Regions from separate parts of the Homo sapiens genome. Here region 1 is linked to region 2. A link is a loop called in an ENCODE intact Hi-C map of the cell type or tissue named here. Cell type or tissue: IMR-90. All regions are shown on one strand. Links, peaks and the distances in the headings refer to the core of each region. The heading gives the core; the rest is flanking DNA.

Region 1 (5,392 bases), core at 329-5,328, 450 kb after region 2:
CTTTGCCCTGCCAAAGAGATGTTGTAATTGTTTCTAATGGTTGGAAACTACAGGGCCAGTCTTTGTTCTAAATAGTCACAGATGTTAGCCACTTCACCCTTTATTTATTTTTTATGTTCTTGGAGTCAGTTTAAAAGAAAATTTAAATAAGCTTGAAGGAGTCCAGTGGTGAGATATTGACTGTTAGGAGGTTTGAAAGACAAAGCATATGATTCTGGAAAACAAGGTTCAATGTTGAGTAACTCAGGTTACTGCCCTCTTCCCTTTTGTGTTCCGTTGTGAAGGAGCAGAAGAGAGGCACTGGATTTCCAGCCAGAACATATGGGTTCCCGTTCCTGCCCAGTCACTTATACTCTGGGTGTATCAAGTGTATCTTTTTCCCTTAGATTTCAGGTTTCTATTCTATGAATTGGGGATAATAACATCTTCCTCCTTCAGTTGTTTTTAAGGAGATGATATACATGGGAGATAATATGCAACTGATAGGTGAGAATGCTTTGTTATTCCTGTTGATTTTGACCTTTGTAATTGTTTTGTAAATCAAAGGTCATTGTCAAGCCTAAAGGCTAGCAGAAAGGAATTCTTTAGGAGGTTTGTACCTTTAGGTAATATCAAGTCCAGGGAGCACCAATGAGTGCTTCAATGAGAGAGGAGCTCCAATGAGCAGGGAGTGAGCCAAAAGGGAGTTCAACGAGATAAGAGAGAAAAGCCAGGCGATGTCTAAGTCGGCCTCCTGGCCACACCTTCTGACTTTTACTCTTGTCTATGCCTAAGACTCAGAAGTCAATAGATTGGGAAGTATGTTTGTGTCTCTTTTCCTCAATTTTGACTCAGAAATGAAAGGGGCAGAAACCATTTATCTAGAGCAAGGATTCCAAATTGGCCACCCTCATTTATGTGTTTGCTTTATTTTCCACAGTGTTTTAAATTTACTTGAATTAGTTGTCAAAATTTAAAATATTGAGAGATTTTACATAAGACCCTGGATTTCTGCCTTCTTTTGTAAAATAGGGAGATTTGGTAACAACTAGCTGAGTAGTAGCTGTTTCTCTTAGCCTGGAAGTATATTCTCTAGTTTATGTAGTCTACGTTTTACCTATTTCACCCATTACTTCCTGTAATAACAATTGATCATGAAAAAGCCTGCTATGTTTAATAAGACTTACCTTTATTTTTCAATATTTTATTCCTGAGGTACAAGTAGATTGCTGATACTGACCCTACACTTCCCACAAAGTTGCTAGCTCATTATCAGCTAGGGCCTTATCTCCAGTACCAACAACTACTGATGTAAGGGTTTTACCTATCAGACCTAAGTTGTGTCAGCAAGGGAAACTTTCTGAATAAAAGAAAAGTAATATTTTGGAAAAGATTGTAGTCCTAGCATGTATACCAACATGAGAAGAAAAACATGAATAATTCCAAAATTATAAATGACACAGAAAACAAACAAAAAACCAGGTGTATGAAAGTTTAAAAATGGTCTCTCCAAACAAGATAGATTTTGCAGTTGATGCTTCCTTTTCCACTGATATTGTATTGACAATGCTAGGATCAACTTATTTATCTCAGTTTTGTAAATATCCAACCTGAGAGTAAAGAAAGAAAACAAAAACACAAAGGACATACAATCTACAAGTACTATTTAAGTGAAAATACCAAATATGATTTCAGTGTGAAATATCCTCGAAGAGTTGAAAGTTAATACAGAAAGCTAGCCTGAAAGTAGGGGAAAGTCAAAAATGCTTCTGGGGGAGTTGATACCTTCCATCACTAATTGCTGCTATGAAACAGTGAGGCTAATTAAGATAATTACATTGATAATAAAATAATACTTTTTTTTAAAATAGGGTAACAAAATAATGCTTATACAATCATTTCTAGAATAAATGACTAGAGTTTGGATAACTACTAATTCATTAAACTCTAAGTGTTAACTGGAAGGTTGACAGATTTTTGTGTCATGATTTGATAGGCTTTTATTGTTAAAAGTTATTTTATAGAGGTTAATATGATTAAGATATAAAGTTTATATAAACATCATAAAGCACATTTTAAAATATACATTTTTAGATTTAATAATGTAATGTGAATATTAAAATATTTTCAAGTTTATTGGCTATTTTGATAAACAGTTCTGAGGTTAGTTTAATATATTGGACCTTTCACAAGGTAGGCTTAAAACATAGCAACAATAAGCAGACACACACGCACACACACACACACACACACACTTACAGCAAAGCCAAGCCAAGCACAAGAAAAGCAACATTGAAATATAATTTTATTTAAACTCAGCTTACTATCTTAGTGCTATGTACAATATAAACATAAGATTTTCCCCAATTTCTCAAACTATTAATAAAATATATAAGGAAGCTGAGAATCAGCATTGATATGAGCTTCAAAGTAATTTAAACTTCTTTTGAAATTTTTAATTTTAGATAAAATTCACTAATTATTGAGAAATATGATTTATATAAATACTGTTATATTTTCTACTAAATCTTAAGCTTTTTGGTGGCAAGGGAAGTTGTTTTCAGTCTGTAAAATCCTTCTAAGCCTCTTTGAATATATACTTGTGCTAAGTAAATGTTAAACAAATGAATGCATGCATAGAAATGGAATTTGTTTATATGTAACTTACAGGAACTCAAGGATATATTTAAAATGGGAAGTATACAGTAAAGGACAGACAGCTAATGGGAAAACTATGAACTTTGTTTACAATAACAAATGAAAAGAAAGGTTTGCAACTAGCCACTTTTCTCCCTTAACACAGCTGAGAAAACAAACAGGCCCTAACACTAGCCTCACAAAACACATTTACTTCATGTGAGGTTTCTACAGCAATCAAGGTCTTTGTGACCTTTTTTTTTACAGATGCCAATGTGAAGTGTTTTTAATTGACGACTTTGCTTCCCCAGCATAAAATCCACCAACATTCACTTTGGGTTATAAAACATATCTGTCATCATGCCATATTCCTTCAGTCTTCTGGATTTTGACCTGATCTCCCAGGTGACAAACTATTCCAAGATGGTAAATTGAGAGTCTTAGGGAGGAGCTATTTTTCTTTCATTCCATTTTAAGGTAATACACTTATTGCTAAGGTGACCTGAAAGAGACCATGAATCCCGTTTTAAACATTAAGCTTATTATTAGAGAGTAACAAGCACCAGGGTGTGCAGAATCTACAAGGTACTCACTTCAGTTCTTGAACTTTCATTGCCTTTATTTTTACGCTACTGCATGGCATCTTCCTGATCTATTGCTAAAGCTAGTATTTAGTTTTCCTTTGTCATAATAACTGAACTAAAAATTCAGCTTTTAACTAAAACTGAATTTAGTTAAACTAAATTTTTAACTGCCATAAAAATTTCGTTGGTGAAAGTAGAAGTAGTAATTGTGAAGATTAGTGAGACATCTAAATAATATTTTAATCCTATCTAGGAATATTCTTAAATGGAACTAATAAAGGTTTTGTTGGTTTTAGAACTGAATATTACAGATAAGTAACCTCTTTTTTTTTTTTTTAACCAGGATCATTTATTTTTACCTTCTGCTGCTTGATCTGATAGGTGATAACAGCCTTTTTATGCCTATAATGCTACAAGTTGTTCATGTCTTTTGACCCAGTTTAATCCAGACACTTACTAATCCATGAATGGAGGAACTGCAGCATCTGTAGACTGTAGTTTCTTTTTTTAAAAGTTATTGTGACTGAACATTTCCATACATCCTATAAGGAGACATATTAAGTCTTTGTATACTTGAGGATATAATGCAATTATTGAAATGCTAATGCATTTTAACCATCTAAAGAGAAAGTAATAGGAAAAAAATGATTCTGTTAAAATAGCACATTATCAAGTATATGAAGGAGTACCTAGAATGTTATGAAACGATGATCATTGAAATCAGCTCTTAAGATTGTTTTGAACTATGTTATGGCAAGGTTAAGAACACTTCTAGGGTGACTAATTCTATAACATGTTATTTATAAAAAGTGTTGGAATTTCTCACTTAAATCGACAAAATTTTAGTCTCATAGTGATCACCATAGAAGTATACTAACACTGCTAGGTTTAATGAAGAAATGAAGGGATCACTTATTTTAGTGAATCAAAGTGTCCCAAGCCATATTTTTCCCCCACTAGAAAAACGTTTCAGAGTTCACAGTGCCTATTTCTGGTAAATATAAATATAGAGAATACAGAATTACAGTGTCACTGATGGATAGTTGGACTCTCCACAACTATTCAAAGTATAACTGGATAGAAAGTTACAAGGTAGACACCAATTTCCCAATTGTTATACAGGCAAAAGATGATGCATCAGAAGTCTTTGTGTTATCATTGCAGAGTGGGAAGTACAGCCTTATCTACATCTATTGGTGGCTTATCCACAAATACTCAGAGACTGCCTATAACTTCCAAATTCATAGTTTGTTTTCAGGGATTATTTTTTCTTTTCTTTTTCTTTTTTTTTTTTTTTTGGAAACAGAGTTTTGCTCTGTCACCCAGGCTGCAGTACAGTGGCATGATCTCAGCTCACTGCAAACTCTGCCTCCCGGGTTCAAGCAATTCTGTAGTTGGGATTACAGATGCGTGCCACCACGCCCAGCCAATGTTTCTATTTTTAGTAGAGACAGGGTTTCACCATGTTGGCCAGGCTGGTCTCAAACTCCTGACCTCGCATGATCCATCTGCCTCAACCTCCCAAAATGCTAGGATTACAAGCATGAGCCACCACACCTGGCCTCTTATTTTTTTAAGCTTGCAAATCTCTCTACTGGCCCTTGTTTGTGGAGATAACACTACAAATTAGATTGATGCTATCTTCGTGTTCTTTCTATTTAAATATTTTTGTTTTTAATGCTAAGTTTAAAAGCAACTGACAAATAACAACCTGTTGTCTATGAAAGATCTGTGCACTCAAAATTAAATTGAAGTGAGATTTAATTTATTTCATATTCATTATTTTTAAGAAAGGCATTTTACTATTTAAATAGCCTATCAGCTTTATATTAACCTTTGTTCCATTTTCTATTTAACTGGCAACATATTGTATTATTTTGTGATTAATTTTGTTTATAAATAATTTCGTGCTAATATTTTCAGATAATTAATATTTTTATACAAAACAATCTTATCTTTAAACATAAATTTTTTGGGAAAATAGGCCCCAATATTGAAATTTTATAAATGTCCTCTGGTACATTTTTAAAAATTTGTACCTATTTATTTGAGTTGTTTACACTTTTGAACTTTTATTACAGAAATATTAAAGTACACAAACTAGTAGGGATTGTGTAATAAACTCTCTTGTACCCATTATCTAGCTTAAACAATTATCAGTACATTGTCCTCTGGTATATGAATGTTCATTT
Region 2 (5,392 bases), core at 138-5,137:
TACATTGCTAGAGCAGGAGGAAGTGGGGAAGGTGCCACACAGGTGTATACAACCGTATCTTGTGGGAACTCAATATCTTCAGAAAAGCACCCGGTGGGATGGTTTTAAACCATTAGAAACTGCCCACATGATCCAGTCACTTCCCAACAGGCCCCACGTCCAACACTGAGGATTACAGTTGGACAGGAGATTTGGCTAGGGACACAGAGCCAAACCATATCATTCAGTAATCATGTATGTTCATTCATTCTGTGGGATGTCAAAAGAGAAGCTACAGATAGACAGAAATATATTGTTTTTAGATTAGAGCTTTAAAATTTTTATTTTAGCAGCAAACTTTTCTTTTCATAATAAATCCTCTTTAAGACCCTAGTTTTGGAAAAAAAGAAAACATAAAATAAATTTCTGATGGAGGCCATGGTTTTAAAAAGGAGATCAGGAATGTCATCATTTTAATCCCCTGCATACATATTCACACACTGATACACTCATATCATACACATATGCACACTCTGAGACACTTCTGCAAAAATGTGAAAGAATATACATAAAAAATTCTCTTAGATGACAAAAAATAAAACACAAGACAAAACCTCCACAGGAAAGCAGTTGATAAAATAAATGCTACAGTTGGACTCAGAAGATCTGGATTTATAAGTTGGTCCTAGTAAATTATAGTTGTATGACTTTAAATATTTATCTAACTATTTTAGTTTCACTTTAAAATTTTCAGATGGAGGTGGTGATACCCACCTACATAGCTGCTGTGAATCCTAAATTGAAAGAGCAAACATAATTTGTAAACTACAAAATAGTATACTATTATGAGCTACCATTTTTACTGTTATCAGGACTTGGACAGTATGATTTTTATTTATTTAATAATAATTTTGTGTTGTGAATATTTGAAAACTATGATAAGAAGACATAGTGAAAGATGCATCTATTGGCTACCAATAGTAGCGTCCATGTTCTTTCAATTAATAAAAGAAAAAAGGGAGCTGAAATATGGTAAATCATGGGATCATAATCTCCGATTGCCTAGATGAGGTAAATGATTCTACCATTAAATTAGAAATATCCTAATCCACAAAGTTAGAAGGATAAAATATTTCTATCTTAGTGCCATGGCGTTTATCCCCTATTGAGTAACTACCATGATTCTCAAGCTGAATGTCAGTTGTAGAAAAATGCTGCTCTTAAAGTCATTTGTGTGTTTGGGAATGTTATGTTTTCAAGGATGAATGCTTATACTGTAAAAAATTAGTCTTCATGGGTATACCATTACAAACCTGAAATAGAAATAAAATGTTATATTTGTGGGCTTTTGTTGACTTTGAAAATGTTAAAAAAAGATTTTAAAAAAGTGAAGATTATGGGAAAACACAGATACTCCAAGAGCTGAAAAACAAATTATGCTGCTAAGCAATATGAAAATCAAGGTGATTTGCCTTCTAATGAATCAAAAAGAATGCAATGGAAAGAGAAAATCTGAAGTAAATCTCTGACTTTACTGTGACTTGGTGATTATAGTACCCTGAAACATAATCTTTTTTTTTTTGCATTTTTAAAAGACAGATATGGAATACAAAAAGACTTTCAAGGGGAACATGCAGTAACTGTAACAGTTTCCTTTATATATATATATATAAAAAAATAAGGCAAAACAAAAACAAAAAGGCCACCGTGACCTGATTAAGAAATACTCATCAGAAGTAGCAATGACTTTGACCCATCCATTTTCAAGAAAAAAAAGAATGCTGTGAACAGACAGAACCCAGAACAGTGAGAACATTCTCCTGATCATTTTCAGAACACAGATATTAGCTGAAAACTACTAGGTAATGAACTTTATACAATGCTTTATTTTTTAAAAAAGTCAGGGGCCTTAGATGATGCATATAAAATTCATGCTTTTTTTTTTTTTCAGTTAGATATGGGAGAAGCAATCCCTGTCAGTGAGACATACTGGTGAAAATGTCCATAGCAAATTGGTCATTGAGTAAGCATTACCAATACAGCCAAGAGAAGAGAAGTGAGATTCCAAGATGAGACTGCATTCAAATTTTACAAAATACGTTTCATGATAGGCTAGGTGGTTATAGGCTCATTTTGCAGAAGATAAACTCAGATTCAGAAAAGTAAATTAATTAATGTAACAAGTCATCAGGATTTGTGTTAGGAAATAGGTAGACATAGTTGCATCTGTGAAGTTATATTTGTCCTTAAGGAGTCTGCAGTGTAGTGGAGAAGACAAAAAAAAAAATCAACAATTACAGAATAGCTCCATAGTTGCCAAGATCAGCATATAGGCAAAATGCTAAAAGCATATAGAAGTGGAACAAGTAGATCTGAGTAGCTTGTCTAGGAAGAGTTCACAGAGTAGGATGACCTCTAAGATAATTTTTAAAATATAAATAAAAGTTTGCTAGATGAAGTGAAATCACAATATGAAATAATTCTAGGAAGCTACAAGTAGCAGATGTGGGGTAGAACAAGGGTAATTAGTCTGGGAAGGGGACAGATGTTTGGAGACAATTCTCCATAAACTTTGCACATTTCTTCATATCTCAATCTTAACAGACAATTTGCTCAGATTTATTTATATTCTTCAATATTAAAGGCTAATATCTCCCTTTCCAAAGACATTACAGTACAGTACAAAGAATGCTCCCTATCCTCCCTGGAGAAGATTTGTTTACATTCCTATTAAGACAATATTTCTCTCCAGAAGGGAGAATGATCAGTGTTTTTTAAATTTTAAATTTTAATTTTTTTGCAGTCTCTTTATAAGATTAGAAATTCCCCCTCCCTCCCAAATAAGAAAGAAAGAAAGAAAGAAAGAAAGAAAGAGAAAGAAAGAAAGAAAGAAGGAAAGAAAGAAAGAAAAGAAACAAAGATTAAGAGTTTCCTGAGCTCATGGCTCCTCAGCTGTGACAGACACACTGTATGTACATCTGCCAATTCCCATCTCCATATCAACCCAATGGGACTTGAGGGGAAAGGAGAATTGAATTGAGCAAGAAGCTCATGCTGTCTCCTGTGCTATGACTAATACTTTTTTAAAATTCATTTGAGCTCATTGTCTCCTTACCAGCCTGATCTAAGGAAGTGTGATGAGTCAGATTAGCAGTTACCATCATACTGCTGCTTAGAAACTACTTGACTACTTGACTGACAGTAGGTAAGGATCAGGGATAGGCAGGAGAGAAGGTAAGAGGCTACACGTTAAACCAGCCATCAATGCACCTCTCACACCAATGCCAAAGCAAAGTTGGCTTTTAGCTACCCACGAATATAGTTAGGTAGAACCCTGAACTTACTATAGGGTTTGTCACGCCTGTAATCCCAGCACTTTGGGAGGCCGAGGCGGACGGATCACGAGGTCAGGAGATCGAGACCATCTTGGCTAACACGGTGAAACTCCGTCTCTACTAAAAATAACAACCAAAAAAATTAGCCCGGCGTGGTGGGCGGCAGCTGTAGTCCCAGCTACTTGGGAGACTGAGGCAGGAGAATGGCCTAAGCCTGGGAGGCGGAGCTTGCAGTGAGCCGAGATGGCACCACTGCACTCCAGCCTGGGCGACGGAGCGAGACTCTGTCTCAAAAAAAAAAAAAAAAAAAAAAAGTTTGTTAGCCAAAAAAGTAGAATCCCTGATTATCTTTAAGTGGTCTACAGACCTTCTTGGCCTTGCCAGGAAACCGGCTAATATTGTCAGATCCTTGTTGATAAAACTGAATCTTACAATTACATTGCTTTGCAAACAAGTTGAGTGGAGACTTGAGGAGCTTTCAAAAATATGTTATCTGGAGTTAGGAAAAGAACAAGATATTGTTCTGGTTTTATTGTGTACTAATAAATCAATTACAGAGTTTTGAAATTTTAACACGCAATATGTCTATTCTAAAAGTTGATGTTGAATTCCTTTAATGTTTCAAATTATATTCAATAAAAAGTATCAGTTTTTCATGTGAAACACATATAGAATACTATGATGACCTCATTCTGGTTAATGAGTTGTTAACATGTGAGATCGATTGTCAGATTTGTTTTGTTTTGTTCTAAGATGACTTACTGAAAATTGTATAAACCCCATTAGTCCAGTTTTATATTTTTAAAAATGTAATTGGGACATATAGTTCTGTTGACATATTTGATTTGATTACATCAGTGTGAAGGTATGCTGGTTATTTATAGTACTAAGTTCAAATTTGTGCAATTCTGGAACAAACATTGTTTAATCTTCAAATATTTATGGATGTTTTAGTAACATAATAATGCCCACAACCCTGAGTTTAAGAGTTGATGATTAGTCATTTTGCTCACTATTCAAAATAGAGAATAACCTCACTTAGCTAAGCTTTTTTTTTTTATCTATAATAGTCAGTTTGTAGAAAAATATTAATAGAATCCAGGTGCAATACCATGAGAGGAATCAAATGCGTTGAGCGTAGAGTAGGTAGACACAAATTCAGAGAGAACCTCCTGTTTCTCTATTCAGCATATTTTGTCAGTATATTAGTTGATTCAGCATGATCTTGTCTTTTCTAATAAAATACTTTAAACAAGCAAGAACTCTCAGAATAACCATATATCCAGATGATATTTGTTCCTTCTCCATCCCGATTCATGATACCTCACTTATCTGGAAGTCAGACTTCTGGTATCCTTACCCTAAGCCTCGAACAGATAGATAGAGAGAGAGATAGTTTTTTTTTTTTTTTTTTTTTTGAGACAGAGTCTCGCTCTGTCACCCAGGCTGGAGCGCAGTGGCGCAATCTTGGCTCACTGCAAGCTCCGCCTCCCAGGTTCACGCCATTCTCCTGCCTCAGCCTCCTGAGTAGCTGGGACTACAGGTGCCCGCCACCACACCCGGCTAATTTTTCGTATTTTTAGTAGAGACAGGGTTTCACTGTGTTGGCCAGGATGGTCTCGATCTCCTGACCTCGGGATCCACCAGCCTCGGCCTCCCTTTTTTTTTTTTTTTTGACGGAGTTTTGCTCTTGTCCCCCAGGCTGGATTACAATGGTGCAATCTCAGCTCACTTTGACCTCCTCTTCCCGGTTTTCAGTGATTCTTCTGCCTCAGCCTCTCCAGTAGCTGAGATTACAGGAGCCTGCCACCATACCCAGCTAATTTTTGTAATTTTAGTGGAGACAGGGTTTCACCATGTTGGCCAGGCTGGTCTCGAACTCCTGACCTCAGGTGATCCACCCACCTCGGCCTCCCAAAGTGTTGTGATTACAGGCATAAGCCACTGTGCCTGGTCAGCCTCAAACATTTTAAAACTATTACAAAACCACCAAAACTAAAGTTTTATATTTTTATGATATGGTCATTGCAATTAGAGTTGAAAATTTCAGAGATTGCTGACATGACCCTTTTGTATTG

Evidence for each region. A loop is a pair of places that touch in the nucleus more often than their neighbours do. Peaks named below come from ENCODE experiments on the same cell type or tissue, not always from the same donor. Only the 100,000 strongest peaks of a DNase experiment are listed, where the experiment ranks them.
Region 1: a loop joins it to region 2, with 3 times the contacts of the local background. A loop is called at or near these places in 1 of 110 quality-filtered maps.

What each region holds. Positions count from the first base shown.
Region 1 is chr2:140,878,096-140,883,487 of GRCh38, reverse strand. All of the region lies in intron 25 of LRP1B (LDL receptor related protein 1B), which reads left to right. Among named protein-coding and RNA genes, the nearest start is that of MIR7157, 290 kb to the right of the region's middle. In IMR-90, for the core only: no CTCF peak of the experiment used is centred there; a DNase peak (open chromatin) is centred at 2,717; H3K27ac peaks cover 2,697 bases.
Region 2 is chr2:141,328,984-141,334,375 of GRCh38, reverse strand. All of the region lies in intron 3 of LRP1B (LDL receptor related protein 1B), which reads left to right. Among named protein-coding and RNA genes, the nearest start is that of MIR7157, 740 kb to the right of the region's middle. In IMR-90, for the core only: no CTCF peak of the experiment used is centred there; DNase peaks (open chromatin) are centred at 3,075 and 4,225; H3K27ac peaks cover 704 bases.